Linked DNA regions of Homo sapiens: region 1 is linked to region 2. A link is a loop called in an ENCODE intact Hi-C map of the cell type or tissue named here. Cell type or tissue: ascending aorta. All regions are shown on one strand.

Evidence for each region. Hi-C counts contacts between places; a loop is a spot of excess contacts. Peaks named below come from ENCODE experiments on the same cell type or tissue, not always from the same donor. Only the 100,000 strongest peaks of a DNase experiment are listed, where the experiment ranks them.
Region 1: a loop joins it to region 2, with 2.0 times the contacts of the local background. A loop is called at or near these places in 2 of 110 quality-filtered maps.

The regions. Positions count from the first base shown.
Region 1 is chr11:96,167,964-96,175,963 of GRCh38, reverse strand. The region is part of intron 1 of MAML2 (mastermind like transcriptional coactivator 2); the gene reads left to right. Among named protein-coding and RNA genes, the nearest start is that of MIR1260B, 170 kb to the left of the region's middle. In ascending aorta, no CTCF peak of the experiment used is centred here; a DNase peak (open chromatin) is centred at 7,123; H3K4me3 peaks cover 675 bases; H3K27ac peaks cover 2,156 bases.
Region 2 is chr11:96,321,473-96,329,472 of GRCh38, reverse strand. All of the region lies in intron 1 of MAML2 (mastermind like transcriptional coactivator 2), which reads left to right. Among named protein-coding and RNA genes, the nearest start is that of MIR1260B, 16 kb to the left of the region's middle. RefSeq lists an enhancer at 3,718-4,917. In ascending aorta, no CTCF peak of the experiment used is centred here; a DNase peak (open chromatin) is centred at 4,368; H3K4me3 peaks cover 748 bases; H3K27ac peaks cover 4,263 bases.

The DNA of each region.
Region 1 (8,000 bases), 150 kb after region 2:
GTGAATTAGAGGCAACCTATATTTTGCATTCACAATAGGTAAGTTATAGAACTGAGGTTTAAGGCCAGGCGCTGTGGCTCATGCCTGTAATCCCAGCACTTTGGGAGGCAGAGGTGGGTGGATCATTTGAGGTCAGGAGTTTAAGACCAGCCTGACCAACATGGTGAAACCCCGTCTGTACTAAAAATACAATAAATAAATAAATAATAGCCAGGCATGGTGGCGGGTGCCTGTAGTTCCAGCTACTTGGGAGGCTGAGGCAGGAGAAAAGCTTGAACCCAGGAGGTGGAGGTTGCAGTGAGCCGAGATCACGCCACTGCACTCCATCCTGAGTGATGACAGGGTGACACTCCATCTAAAAAAAAACAAAACAAAACAAAAGAACTGAGATTTCAGAAAGTATTGCTACATGCATTAAGACACTGACTTTCCATGTCCTTGTTATGCTAAGGACAAATATTGCTAAAGTGGAGAAAGATGGTGGTAAACCCACGTCTTCTGATTTTTTAGACTGTATGACAAGGTCTGTGGTACCTCTATGGGTTTTTGCAGCCAGGGGCTACTACAGTGGTTTGCTTTGCACATCATACAAAAATTAATGCAACTAGACCCAGGGAGATTTTTGTTGGCTTGCATTTGAGATATGTTTTTAAAATTGCAGAACAAAGTTTAATTTGGTTTCCATTTCCCTTGATGAGGAATAGCATCTCTACTGCAAGAAAACCTGACACTCCTTTATTCTTGCAAGGATGGTAAAATTTTCTGGGTCACAAAATAAGCAGTAGAGGAAGAAATGAAGTTGCATGCAAGACTCCTAAAATAAATATTCCTTTGTGGTAATTATTAGAAGGCTTAGATTAAGAAGTCAGCCCCAGGAGTTTGGGCCATCCTTCCCTCTAGTTTTCCCCTTCCTGCTTTGCTTAACGTTGCTTGTGTAACATGCTAAGAAGGAGCTGCTTCGCACCATGTTTTCCAAAGTGCTCGGAAATGCTGAATGGCGATTATAAAACAATGCCTTAGGGTTTCTGCGCTCCAAGAATATTACTCTAGCCAAAGGCCAAGACAAGAAGATGTCCCTTAAAACAGATCCACTGTCAGAGGGAAATAGTGGCAAGAGATTTGAATGATCATAGGTGCCACAAGAGGCATTTATTGCAGGTTAACAATTGCACATGCTTCAGGCTTTGTGGGTATCCCACAAGTGTATGTCACAGTTGCTCTTCTCAAGGAGATTGTTTCACTTGGGCTTGTGGGTACTTAAGTAATAAAGTGAAATAAGTAGGCTGGGTGTGGGGTTCACACCTGTAATCCTAGCACTTTGGGAGGCCAAGGCGGGTGGATCACCTGAGGTCAGGAGTTCTAGACCAGCCTGACCAACATGGTGAAACCCCGTCTCTACTAAAAATACAAAAATTAGCTGGGCATGGCGGCGGGTGCCTGTAATCCAAGCTACTCAGGAGGCTGAGGCAGGAGAATTGCTTGAACCCAGGAGGCAGAGGTTGCAGTGACCCGAGACTGTGCCATTGCACTCGAGCCCGGGAGACAGAGCAATACTCCATCTCAAAATAAAATAAAATAAAGTGAAATAGGTAATGTCTAAATGTTGGCTGGAGAATTTCAGATGAGGGAAATCACCATAGATGGCAGTGTCCTGGGGGAGTGTTCACAGAGGATATGCGATTGGTAAGAACCTTCCAGGACAGAAAAGCAAGGCATCCCCTTAACAGGACTTCCTATTCATGCAGCCTTTAGATCTTATGTGACCTCATGACAACTGGCTGAGCCAGGAAGGGTTTTCCTTCTAGGGTATGAAGGAAAGGAGAGGCGAATTTGACCTGCCCCTCATGCCATGTGGAAGGACTGGGATGGGAGGACAGGCCATCTGCTCCCAAGATCAACTCCTCTGCCTTGACGATTCTGTTGCCGCCTTTTGTGAAGTCATTGCTGCTTAAATGTTTTCATCACCGTTTTACTCCACTCAGTGGTTAGCACATGGGGGATATGCCACAAGTGTTTCCTGCTGTCCCCTTGTCCTGAAGAGAAACAGGTGACAAAATGGCCATACTTCTGAAAAATAAAAGAGCAAAAACAATAGTACATATCTTTTGCCTCCTTCAGGAGAAGCAGTTCTAATCAGAATGTTATTGGAGTGAGGCAGGAGCTGGAGAAAGTGAGGAGTACATAATGATGTTGGGGGACAAGAGAGAAGAAACGAAGACAAAGAAGTCCCTGTCCTTACCTTCTCGACGCCCCTGTGGCCTCTGCCATCGCTGAGGGTCCACTTCCTTGCTTCCTGAAATTCTGTCTCCTGTGGCTTGCATGGCATTCAATGAGCTTGTGTACTTCCTCTTCCTCTTACGAGTTATTCTGCCCCTTTCATACTTCTTCCTGTACCCTCCTAGAGGTGGATGACCCATAAAGCTCAGTCTCAGCTCTTAGTGTCCTACCCGTTTCTTCCCCCAGAATTGCCATTTCTGTGTGGATGGTTCTGAAAATCTTAGTCTTTCCAGGATGGACCCGATTTCTGCCCTGAGCTCCAGGCCTTTATCTCCAGGACTTCCCAGGCCCCTCAAACTGAACCTGTTAAAGATGGAACTCTGTCCCACTGAAAATCAGCTCCTCCCTCTGGTTTCTTATTTACAAAACCATTTTGTTTAGAATGCTTTTTCTTCTTTCTTGCTTCCTGTCATGGTAGAAAGAGAAAAAATATACTCTACATTTGAGGCTCTTCCTTTGGTGGTGAAACATTTCCTCCAAGATATTTGTGGTTGATAGCTGTAGTCTTGTGTCCAAGTGCTCTGGGACACATCTCCCCGACAGCCCCTGGGTCCCAGAGCCCCTCTGTAAAAGGGAAAGAGGAGTAGTATGTTTGCATAGGCAAGAACCTGGCAAGAGATGGCTTGTAAATGCCAAAAACGATCATGATGGGGTGCAAGGAGGAGAACGATATTAGGAAGGAAGTAGAATCTTATCATCCATGGCAACTGGCAAAAAGGGTGCATGCCCATTTGAAAGGCACTTTGGCTCTGATTCAGTGTGTGGTGTTCTACATATCGAGAGGCTGGAAAACATATGAAAGAGAACTACTCATGTTTTTCCATCTGTACACATGTGTTCTGCTGGTGTTAAATTCTTGTTGGAAGAGTCTCTCATTCCATAATATACACACAGAAAAATATTCCCACCACTTAAAAAATTATTATTAAAACCAGCTGAGTAAATTCATAGAGCATTGTAGCAGGACAAGTGAAATGTAAACTCACATTCTCTGGGATTGTAAATGCCTTTAACACATATGCTACTTCATATGAAATTTATTCCACTACTCATATTGTGTTTTCATGTCATTGATTTCAAGGGCAACATTTCAGGACAAAAATGCATGGCTGCAGACACTGAATCTTACTCTAAATTCTGAAATGTAGCATTAGGCACAGAGCCCTCCTTCTCGCGTAAGAGGACGTGAACAGAAACCAATTTGAGAAAAGAAGCTGTTCTCTTGCTGCTATAACTTACCCAAATCTTGTAAAAGGAGCAGGCTTAGATTGCTTCAGAAATGAGCAAAGAAGCTACCTGAGAAGGAGACTCTCTGAACACCACCAGTCTGGCTCTGATGCACTTCATCAAGTGATGAATCCATATGCATTAAGATTTAGTATCCACTTTTGCTTTGCTGATGAGCCATAAGCTACCTTGTTGAGGGTTAATTAGAAATACTACTCAATTCTGACCACAGGGAGAATGGCCTGCAATGAGGTTTTAAGCATTCATGTATTCATTCAAAAAATATTTATTGAGCACCAACTATGTGATAAGCAGAGGTCTAAACTTTTTGGATACATAAGTGTACAAAAGAACCAAAAATTCCAGCCATATTTATCAGAATATACTGTGCTTTGTGTTTTAGTTGAATCAGGGCTTTGCCCAAGTGTCGCTCTCTACAAGGCACTGTGGGACAATATTGTTGGAATACCCAAGACATGGAAGGCATGGTCTCTGATATCAAAGTAGCAATTTCACCAAAGTTGTCAGATTTAGGGGTTAGCATCCCAGCCCTTGTGACACCAGCAGTGCTTCTTCTGAGGGACACTGCTGAGAATGGAGAAGGTGGCAGGCAAGGGCCTTCCACAGACGCCTCCCTCCCCTAAAGAATGCACAACCTCCTTTGCCCTTGCTTGCTTCCTGGGTTGCCTTTAACTGGACCCATATCCCTTGGCATCTGCCATTCATTATTTGGTTTCTACTATCACCCTGTCTCCAGCTCTGATTTGGCTCTTCATTACTGAACTTTGGCGTGTTGTTTATTCTCTCACTGGAGTTTAACTTTGGGTGGTACCTGTTTTCTGTTTCATTAGTCCCATGACTGCATTGACAACCAGAAGGAACACTGTCCTTTATCTGACATGTATTTACACATATTTTCACTAATATATTAAAAATGTATTTATTGAACACGAATCACATGCAAGCATTTTACTGGGGCCCTGGGAATAGAGATGCCCTCATTGGATTGCAGAGTGGAGTGGGAAGGTCGGAAAAATGAACCAATAATTAAATATAATATCTTGAACACAGAAGAGGAGCACCTACCCATACTGGATGGAGTCTTGAAACACGAGGGGAATAAGACAGAGAAGAACGCGCCCGGTCTTGGGGAGGTATAACACATATGCAATAAGGTGATGACATATCACCGTTAGATAATAATCGCAGACAATGAAGAGTGTGTATTCTTCTCAGCTCACATACAATCTGATAGCCCAGTTCACTCTTCCCTCCAATGGTTTTTACTCCATCCTCTTTCTGGTCCCACCATCAATTACCTTGGAGACAGTAGGAAATGAAAAAGAAAAGAGGTGGAGGTAAGAGAGAGGAAAGACAAGTGGGAACCCAGGGCTCAACTAGTCTGCACCTCCTCAACCAGTAGTTTAAAAAAAAAAAAAGTAGAGGCCAGGCACGTTGGCTCACGCCTGTAATCCCAGCACTTTGGGAGGCCGAGGCGGGCGGATCATTTGAGGTCAGGAGATCGAGACCATCCTGGCTAACATGGTGAAACCCAATCTCTGCTAAAAATACAAAAAATTAGACAGGTGTGGTGGCGGTCACCTGTAGTCCCAGCTACTCGGGAGGCTGAGGCAGGAGAATGGCGTGAACCCGGGAGGCGGAGCTTGCAGTGAGCCAAGATCACGCCACTGCACTCCAGCCTGGGCGACAGAGCAAGACTCCATCTCAAAACAAAAAAGTAGAATCTACACACAGAAGCCACCCTTCTCCCTCATCCTTTCTCTCCACAGCTTCCAGCCCCATGCATTAGCCAAGGCATTCTTCTGTCCTTTGCTGCCTGATAATCCACGCATCAAACATCTACCCCTTCTTTGTGAAGGAATAGAATCTACACTCTTCTTGCTTAGCTTCCTGTCAAAATGTAGTGTTCAAGGAATAATCGAGGTTCTTTGAGCTACCTTCAATTTTCTAAAAAGCTTATCAGAAAGCAAACTGTATCTGTGATAAGACTGAATAAACTCACTGAGAGGCCAATTTTCTGTGCTTTTCGCTGGTATGATAAAAATAATTACACTGGTACTCTGGTGAAGATGAGAAGCATGGATTAGCCATTATCTGTGTCTGATTAATTTTTAAATTCCATTAATTACTTATTAATGCAATTTGGAAGAAAAATCTTTCATCCCATGATATGGGCAGAGGAGGGAGAAATAATAAAAGGCTGGGATTCCCTTGTTTGTGAAAAGGTTGGAAAATACCACCCAAGTGGACATTGGAATGTAGAATGTGAGCACGATGCTGGGCAGGTGCACTGTAGCACATGATGTGCCCTGAACCAGTGGAAAGGGACCGTGTGATGCTGTGCATTCTCTGAACCTGTATCCTCTTGAAACCAACAAACAGAAGGCATTTTTGTTGTGGAGCCCTCTGTACAATGTACAGCAAAATAACTCAGAACCAGAGATGTTGCTCCATGTTAGGTAATACTAGAAGAATAAAGTTTTACTGGTCGGGCACGGTGGCCCACGCCTGCAATCCCAATACTTTGGGAGGCCGAGACGGGCAGATCACGAGGTCAAAAGATTGAGACCAACCTGGGCAACACGGGGAAACCCCGTCTCTACTAAAAATACAAAAATTATCTGGGCATGGTGGCACGCACCTGTAGTCCCAGCTACTCAGGAGGCTGAGGCAGGAGAATCGCTTGAACCTGGGAGGTAGAGGTTGCAGTGAGCTGAGATCACGCCACTGCATTCCAGCCTAGTGACAGAGCTAGACTCCATCTCAAAAAAAAAAAAAAGTTTACTTTCTTTTCTGTTTGTCTTTTCTTACCCCATTCTGCTGGCATAACAGAAATAGAGGTTAAGAATGGGAATTGGCTTTACAGAAAACCAGCCATGAACTCACTATTGCTAGTGCCTTTCAATTTGCGTCCCAGGACGTGACCAGGTTACTTCCTACAGATGACCTCAGCAGGACTTTTTTAGAAGGAGGAGCTCGAGCACCCACCTCCTGGGTTGCCCATCCCCAGGGCCTGGGAGCAGGAAAATGCAGCATTTGGAGAAAGTGCTAGATGGAACAGGTTTGCTGCAGGCAGAGCAGGAGGAAAGAGAATGGGTCTTTGTTTCAGGTGTGCTTTTTCATTCCTGTTACAGCTGAGTGCTGGATAAGGATGCACAGTGGAGCTGGCACTCTCTCTTCACTTTAAAAAATCCAGTTGTGTTGCTATTGATTGACATTTGGAAACTGAAGCTGAGGTTAATACAGAGTAAACTATTCTCTCTTATGAAGGGTTATTAACTCGTTCAGGCCTTCTGTCAGTGGTATGTAATTCCCTGCATGGGAGTCAGAACAACAAAGTTGGAAGGTTAAGAGAAACTTAACCCACCCATCGTAGAAAGAAGAGGCCAGAAAAGCAAAGTGGCCTGCTAAAAGTCACATCAGCAATTTATGGCAGATTAATAATAATAAATTAAGCCTACATGAAACTTATGGTGTAGTTCAAATCTGAATAGCACCACTAGGCACCCTAAATACCATTGCTGCGTTGCCAATTCTTGTGAAATAACCCAAGTGGATTACACAGAAACGTTTCTCAAATCCCCACACCAGCCAGCACAACTTTATGACTCATGTGTTTGTAGCTGATCTCAGCATAGTGAATTTTATGTACTTCATTTCCTCCCTGATGTTCTTCCATGGAAGGACCCTGAGGTTCACAGGGCACTATGCCATCTTGAACAGCAGGATTTCTCCAGTCCCTGTGCAGGGGACAGTGTGTCATTCTGGGACCCTCAATGAGGAAAGGCATCTAAGAGATCTCTCAAGGACTAGTATTTTTCAAAATGTGATCCAACAACCCTCCATCCACAGGGGGCTCATTAGAAATGCAGGTTCTGAGATCTATTCCAAAATTACCAAATCAGAAATGGAGCAGAAATATGAAAATTTAATGGGTTTCCTAGGAGATTTTAAAGCACACTAAAGCCTGAGAGCCACTGCCCTGGGCTGCCTGGACTTCATCTCTCCTCACCATTTTCATTCCTGGGAATGAGATGATATGGTCTTTGACTAGAGTTAGATAGGTAGATAGATAGATCTTACATTTAAATAATATCTATCTACTAATTCAGTCAGCTTTTATTGAAGGCTTTCTATTACTAGGCACCATAATGGAATTAATAAAGGTAGAACACCTACCATATTCTATACTGATTGCTTTCATAAATTAACTCCTTTGATCCTTACAACTTTATAGTTACTACTGTTATATTCATTCAACGGAGGAGCAAACCAAAGCACAGAGAGATTAAGAAAAATTTTCAAGATTAGAGAGCCTGTAAATGGCACAGAGTTTGAACCCAGGTAGTCAGCTCCAGAACCCATGAGCTTAACTACTATATGATATACTCTTCTCAAAGCTGGAGAGGAATAAGACTTGGTTATTGCAGCAACCCTCCCAGCCCCAACCGCAGGAGCTCACAGTCTCAGCAGGA
Region 2 (8,000 bases):
TTACATATGTTTATTGAGGAAGAATTGAAAGGAGCAGTGACAAAATTGGCAATGTTTTGTAGCAGTAAGGAGGGTCTGAAGTTATGTGGGGGACAAGGTCCAGCCATGGCGGAAGGGGGAGGTCCAAGCCATATTAATTGTTGAATACCCTTCCTAGAAGTAATGAACAAATCACTCCATCTCTGGCCATATTCTGAGGGACTTAGAGTTCCAGTTTGAGAAACACATTTATAGGAGTAGAGTTTGATTCATTAAATTTATTTTTAGAGAGAGTACTGATTTTTTTTCCCCAGATCCTCTCAATTACACTTGTAATATTTCTGTAGGGTAAAGATTCCCAAGCGATTACCCCTTGTGAAATAATTACATGAAACATTAAAAAAAACAAAAAGGAAAATATTCTGTAGAGCCTCTTACTAAAGAACTAACTAGTCTTTCAGCTGTGTACATCCGTCTCTCCATCTGTTTGTCTATCTATTTCTCATATATACATAACAATTGAAAAGTGCAGATTGATGGATGGGATTTTATATGTGTCACCACTTCATTTTTTAAATATGTGTCTGCTTTAACGGGGAACTATAAAAGAGAGTCAAGAAATTGCCCTGGGGGAGGGGAATTCAATCCACTGCCTCTTTTTTTCTTATCGCTAAAACCCTAAGCAGAGAGTATAATCACCTATTTCCCAAGGGCAGCCCTAAGCCCTTAAAACTCAGCTCTGTTTAGGGATTTAATAGAACTGGAAAAAAGAAATGCATGGGATCTGCTTCTAGGAGCAAACCAACAAAGAAAAATTTTCCCAAACGATATTAAATCTAAAGAATTTTTACGGTAACACAGTCCCCTCTCTCCCTCCCTATCTCTTGATTCAGTTAGAGCACAGCTCTTCCAGTCACTTCTTTATGACTCGTACGATCTTGGGGGGTGGCGTGGGGTGTCTGTGGATCACATCTTAGGCTCTGGGCCAGCCCGAGCATTTTTTTTTTCAACAACAGAGCAAGATGTAACTAGCATAAAGTGAGCAAGGTCATTTGGTTGTGGTTGCCATTTTATTTCATTCAAGCTGAGAGTAGACACACTCAGCTTCATTGTTAGGTTGGAGCCATAAAGATAGTGACATTTTTTTCAGTTACCTCTAAGCACCTTAGAATTTCTTCTGTTAAGATTTGCTGGAATTTTAGGTGAAAATATCTTGGTGTTATGCAACATGGCTTTTCTTTTTAAAAATATTAAAATAAAGGAAGTCAAGTTGCCTTTCTTTCCCAATAGATGGGGTCTTACCTTTGCTTAGGAAATATACCTTAAGCTCCCATCACACATATATACACACATGCACACACACATATGCGCTTTGTTTTTGATTGTTATTATTTTGGGGGGATGGAATATCACTCTGTCACCTAGGTTGGAGTGCAGTGGCACAATCTTGGCTCACTGTAACCTCCACCCCCCGGGTTGAAGTGATTCTCCTGCCTTAGCCTCCCGAGTAGCTGGGACCACAGGTGTGCGCCACCACGCCTGGCTAATTTTTGGATTTTTAGTAGAGATGGGGTTTCACCTCGTTGGCCAGGCTGGTCTCGAACTCCTGACCTCAGGTGATCCGCCTGCCTTGGCTTCCCAAAGTGCTGGGATTACAGGTGTGAGGCATCGTGTCTGGCCTGATTATTTTTAATATATATGAACGGAAGTTGGTTACATGAGTGCCTTGTTAGATAAATAAGAATCAAAGAAATACATTGAAGAGTATGGGAAAGGGCCGGGCGCAGTTGCTCATGCCTGTAATCCAAACACTTTGGGAGGCTGAAGCAGGCAGATCACTTGAGGTCAGGAGTTCTAAGACCAGCCTGGCCAACATGGTGAAACCCCGTCTCTACTAAAAAATAAAAAATAAATGTGCTGGACACAGTGGCAGGTACCTGTAATCTGTTGAGGCAGGGGACTCACTTGAGTCCATGAGGCAGAGGTTGCCGTGAGCCGAGATTGTGCCACTGCACTCCAGCCTGGGTAACAGAGCAAGACTCTGTCTCAAAAAATAAATAAATAAAATAAAAGTGTATGGGAAAGAAGATCAGTTTTGAAGGAAGTTTCTCCAGAAGACAAGAACCTGCCAATTACAGAAACTAAGGAAAAACTCCATTATATTACAATGATAAGTCTGGAGTGACAGGAGACCCCCATTCGGGTCCAGGCTTTAACTAACAGGATGACCTCGGGGCCAGTCATCCCTCCTTTGCTTCTTTATTTCCCCATCAGCAACCCACACGGGTTGGATTCCCTAGCATTTTGCTTGGCTGCATTATTCTTGTCGTACAGGATTCAGCTCAAATATCACCTCCTGGAGAGACCTGCCTGTCTACCCTAACTAGAGCAGACACACATGACTGATCTCCTTCTCTCGCGAAATCTCCCATCATGTTATCCCATTACAGAGGTTTTGTTTTCTTCATAATTTTTATCACTATCTGAATTATTTTGATTCTTTGTTTATTTGTGCATTTCACGTTGTTTCCTATATTCCGTTCAATGTAAGCTCTATGAGACCAAGAACCTGGGCAGTTTTATTCACCATAAGTATTCCAAGCCCTAGTGGTTCCTGGCACATTTTGTATTCACAATAAATATTTGTTAAGTCAATGACCAGATGAATGGCTTTTAAACTCAAGATAGTTTTTTTTTTGTTTTGTTATTTATTTATTTATTTATTTACTTTGACAGACTTTTGCTCTTGTTGCCCGGCTGGAGTGCAATTGTGCGATCTCGGCTCACTGCCTCAGCCTCCCGAGTAGCTGGGATTACAGGGGCCCATCACACCATACCTGGCTAATTTTTTGTATTTTTTCAGTAGAGACGGGGTTTCACCATGTTTGCCAGGCTGGTCTCGAACTCCTGACCTCGTGATCCACCCGCCTCGGCCCCCCAAAGTGCTGGGATTACAGGCATGAGCCACCGCACCCAGCCTAAACTCGAGATAGTTTTTAAGACTTTCAGCAAAGGGATATAAAAGAAAGAAGGAAGGGCATGCAATTGGACTCCAAGGTCTTAACCTCTTGTTTATGCATTTAAAACACACACACACACATACATGCACACACACACACACACACACACACACACGCTTTAGTGTGATTAAAAATAGAGTTCCAGTGCTACAACCATTTGAAAAGTACATGGACTAGATAATCTCTTAAAATTCTTCCCAGGTTTAAATTCTAAAGCCCAGTCTGCCATAAGAGGAAAATGTTGGTGCAAGGAAAAAGATGATGGAATAGGGTTACAGATGTTGAGTGCCTACTACATGTTGGGTCTTGTGTTGGGTCCTTGAACCACACAAGGACAGAGTTCTTGTTTAATGGAGTTTACATTTTAATGGGGGGGGGGCGGGGTAGACAGAGAGTAAACAAACAAAGGAACAAGAGAAATTTAACGGTGATACAATGCACAGCTCTTTGTTCCTTACTTCATATGGCTAATTGGAGATTGATTTGGGTTAATTAAAAGAAAGCAAATCTGGGAAACTCTGTGGAAGGTGATAACCATAAACAAATTTCTACCCACAGAGCTAGAAGAGGGGTTTCTGTGCCCGTGGCTGCTCCAAGCCTGGACATCTGCCTGCACAGTGGTCTTTTTGGCCCAGGCTGTGTGCTACTTTGGCCAGTCTGTGTGAAATGTTGATTCCGACATTTCCAGGGAAGAAGGTGGTCTTGTCAGCATCTTCTGTGCCTTGGAGCTATTGTGATCATTTTGTTAGAAATCATCAAGTTTTGAGAGTTAAAGAGAAACTGCTGAAAGGTACGGTTTGTGAAGGAGAATATTGTTCCTCTTTATAGAAACAGAAAAAAAAAAATGATCAGTGTCCCAAGGAGGTACAGGCATAAATCTAAGGAAGATAACTCGCATTTGTAATGGTCATAATAATAATATATGTACATGACCTACAGAGTCCTCACAGAAACCTTATGCTATCACTGAAAAAGATGGAGCTATCTGTAGTTTACAAATGTGAAACAGACTTGGAGAAGTTGAGAAATGGTAATAATATCTTACTTTTGAATAGCAAATTTGCAGTTTATGGAGTGTGTTATTTCATTATTTCAGTTTAAACATCATTTCAGTTTCTTCTCTGGAGTATTACTACCCTCGTTTAAGAGACAGGTATGAGAGGCTCAAACTTGTCTGTGCTAACTCCACTAGTAAGCATCAGTCTACCCCTGGGGCTCCTGGACCTATGCAGGAGGCACAAAGCTGGCAAAGTTGAATAGCTAAACCCCAAATGTATAACTAAATTTGCAACTAGATGGGGACGTTGAATGTCTTCAGCTCCCAGACATACACCCACACATAATTTGAAGCAATGACTCCCCTAGAAAGAATGGCAATCATGAATGGAATGAGGATGTCAGACACCCAGGGCACACCAAGTCTAGAATAAGAGAGGCTGAAACAAGAGTCTTGTTTTTTCTTATTTAAATCCAATAATTTGTAAGAATACAAGGCAAGATGAGAAAACCTTTTAATGTATGAAAGCCCACAATTTGGTACCTGTATTTCTTGTGGGTCCAGTCAGCCAGCAAGTCTGAGGAGCGAGGGCTACAAGGTCATTATGAAGAGAAACTTGATCTTGAATTAAAGAAGTAGACTCTTCTCTGCCACCAAGATTGGTCTCTTAACTTTTTCTCCTTACCATTGCTTATTTCAGAATGAATATATTAGATGGAACTTTAGGGAGAGACCTGAAGCTCTTTGCTGAGAAGTGATTTTGAATCCATTCAGATTCAAGTAGGGAATAGGTTTTTTAAGCCGATGAATGTTTTCTCATTACCTGGAGAAAATGTGGGGACTCATAATCGGTGGGATTTTGCTTCAAGGTGAAGATGTGCCTTCTTATTTATTTTTGTATTTCCATGGCCTACAATAGTGTCAGACATCTATTACACAAGCATTCCATAAATGTGTGTTGAACTACCCTGTGGCAAGCATGAATTTTTAAGGGACAGCAGTTCTTTATATTTCTGTGGCTGAATGTATTGTACACCAAATGTGAAATACTGATCTTCAAGGCATCCTTTTGGTTCAACACATTAAAAAAAATAACATGTATTAAGCGTTTATCATGTTTGGCACTCTTCTAAGCGTTTTCTGAATGTTAACATATCTTTGCAATTATACTATGAAATAGGTACTATCTTATTCCCATTTGGCAAGTGAGGAAATTGACAAATTAGGTGAAGGAAGATGCCCAGGTCATGCAACCACAAGTGGTGGAGTCAGAATTTGAATACAGCAGGATGATGCCAGGGCCAAGGTTTCTAATCATGACTTCGCACCTCGTATAGGAGCAGATAATTACATAGGTATTATCAGACTCAACTTACACATGGTCCAGGCCTGAATTTTGAAGGCAAGTGCAACAAGACATTTGAAAGCCAATGACAATTAGAACTAACTGCTAATCTAAGCTGCAGATGAAATTCAGAATGAATGTCTAGGGGCCACAGATTACTCTTTGAGACTGTTGCCAGTCGTCTCTTTTCTAAGAGGTAGAAAGTGCTTGAACACGTAGAGCCTATGAGTGACACATGTTTTGACTGGCATTCCAGGGTAGCTTTCAGTAGCCACCTGGAGGGCTGTGTGGAGGATTCTAAGGCCATACCTACGCATGATGGGAAAGACAGCTGTGGTGGTTCATTGTCGACATCTGCCCTGCAGGCACAGAGAAGGCAGCATGGCTGACCGGTTTCTGAGATAGATTCTTCAGGGTTGAGGAATCCAAATCTGGAGCATAATCCATAGAGATTCCGGATGAATTGTTAATTCCCATGAAGGAATGCATCAGGACCAGATTATACTGTGAGTGGGCCTCAAATCTATTTATAGAATAAGTTTGGGTTTAAATAAGTTAATTCATTGTAAGTGCCTTGAAGACAGATAAGTTCCTTGAAGACACAAAAACCTCTTATCTCTGAGCATGCAGATGGGTTTTTTTTTTTTTCAGCATTTTGTAAAGGGCAATACAAACTCAGCTTCACTCCCTCGCCAACCTGCAACCAGATCGTTCTTCCTAAGCACCTCTTACATGGAAATTCTAAAGATACCATTACTGTGGTGAATATTCTGAGGGAAATTCTCTTTGGCTAGAAGGAGCAACAGAAACGTACAGATGTGTTTAAAAAAAATGGATACCCTAAACTTACGTGATCACTGGAACCTTCTTTGGGGAATCACATTTTTCTATAAGCTGCCTTTTAAAACATTTTAGCAAGTATGTCTTGAGATATTGTATCTAAGCCCCACCCTCAGCACTAGGAATGGAGTGGTGAATAAGATAAGTTCCATGGTCTCTTGGAGAGTGCTTTTTTTTTTTTTTAAACCAGTAGCCTCTTTTCATGCTAGAACATAAATGATCCAGCTTCTTGAGTTTGTGAGTTCCCTAAATTGAATACACAACTTTGTGCGATGGCATATATGCATTTTCAGTGTGGACGCATTCCACAGTTTCGTCAGATTCTCCAGGGGTTCCAAGGGCGAAAGAACCTGAAGCCTAGGCCTGTGGAGATGGGAAGACTCCACTAATACTAGGCACACTGTGATTCTCCACTCTACACAACAGCTAACTCTAGGACATCCGGCATTTCCTTTCTTTGTGTGTCTGTTCATTCTAGTTTCAGGAATCTGAAGAGAAAGCAAACGTAACTTTCTTCATGCCTAACATATTTCCTTTACGTTGGACTTTTGTTATCTATTTTGTTATCTATCTAGGCATTTTCTTGTTTCTTTTTTTTGAGACGGAGTCTCGCTCCGTGGCCCCCAGGGTGGAGTGCAGTGGCGCGATCTCGGCTCACTGCAAGCTCCGCCTTCCGGGTTCACGCCATTCTCCTGGCTCAGCCTCCCTAGGAGCTGGGAATACAGGCGCCCGCCACTACGCCCGGCTAATATTTTGTATTTTTAGTAGAGACGGGGTTTCACCGTGTTAGCCAGGATGGTCTGGATCTCCTGACCTCGTGATCCGCCCGCCTCCCAAAGTGCTGGGATTATAGGAATGAGCCACTGTGCCCCGCCCATTTTCTTCTTTTCTAAAAGGCAGTCAGTCCTCAGATAGCAGCTGAACTCTTTTCATTCTCTTTTGCAGTTCAGGTTTGAGCCCAGTCCAACAATTTTTTGCTTTATTTTTAAGTGACCTCTTACCATTTTCAGGCTTCCTCCCCTCTCACCTTGACCTCTAACTCCAAATTTATGTCTCCTTGTCATTGTGGGGAACTTCTTGGAGAAAAGGTTAAAGCTAAGTTGGAGCTCTGTCTCGGGCCTTTCATAGCAACACTGACTCTTATTATTAGCGGTGCACTCCAGGCTGCTAGAGTTCATATTTTGGCAGTAGACCATCAAACACCCTATTTTTAAGAGCCTTTAACTTCGTTGTAAACATGTGCTGTGACTGGGAGCTTATTTTCTTTACTCATATTTACCAAAAGCAATTTAGCTGTTGAAAAGTTGCTATAAGGAAAAAAACAACAACAACAACAACAAAAAACTCGGCCTTCAGGAACATTTTTCCACTCATATAACTCAAAACTGTTCATGATCTTTAAAAAAAATTGGCATTTAGTTGTTTGATGGTCCAGTCATATTGGTAATTTGAAGGGAAGAAGAAATGGAACTGCTAGGTCATTTTGCTATGACAAATGTCCATTAAACACATGTGGAGGGAATAGTGTTGGCCACACATATTTTATATGATTGACCAGAACAGAATGGCTCAAAGAAGGCAGTCTAGTATACTGAGTAAATCGTTTTGCCCTTAAAATCTCCTATATTTAGAACAAAAACCTTCTATAGACATACTTCCTGCACACTCTAAATTCTGTAGACTCTACTAGTCCCATTAGGAGAACAAATAATATCCCAAACGCCAAGCATCAGCTTGTACATGCACTGATGGATTATTGATGTCTGAGGACCTTGAAAAAGAATCTACAGAAATATGATAAAGGAAGGAATATCGCAAA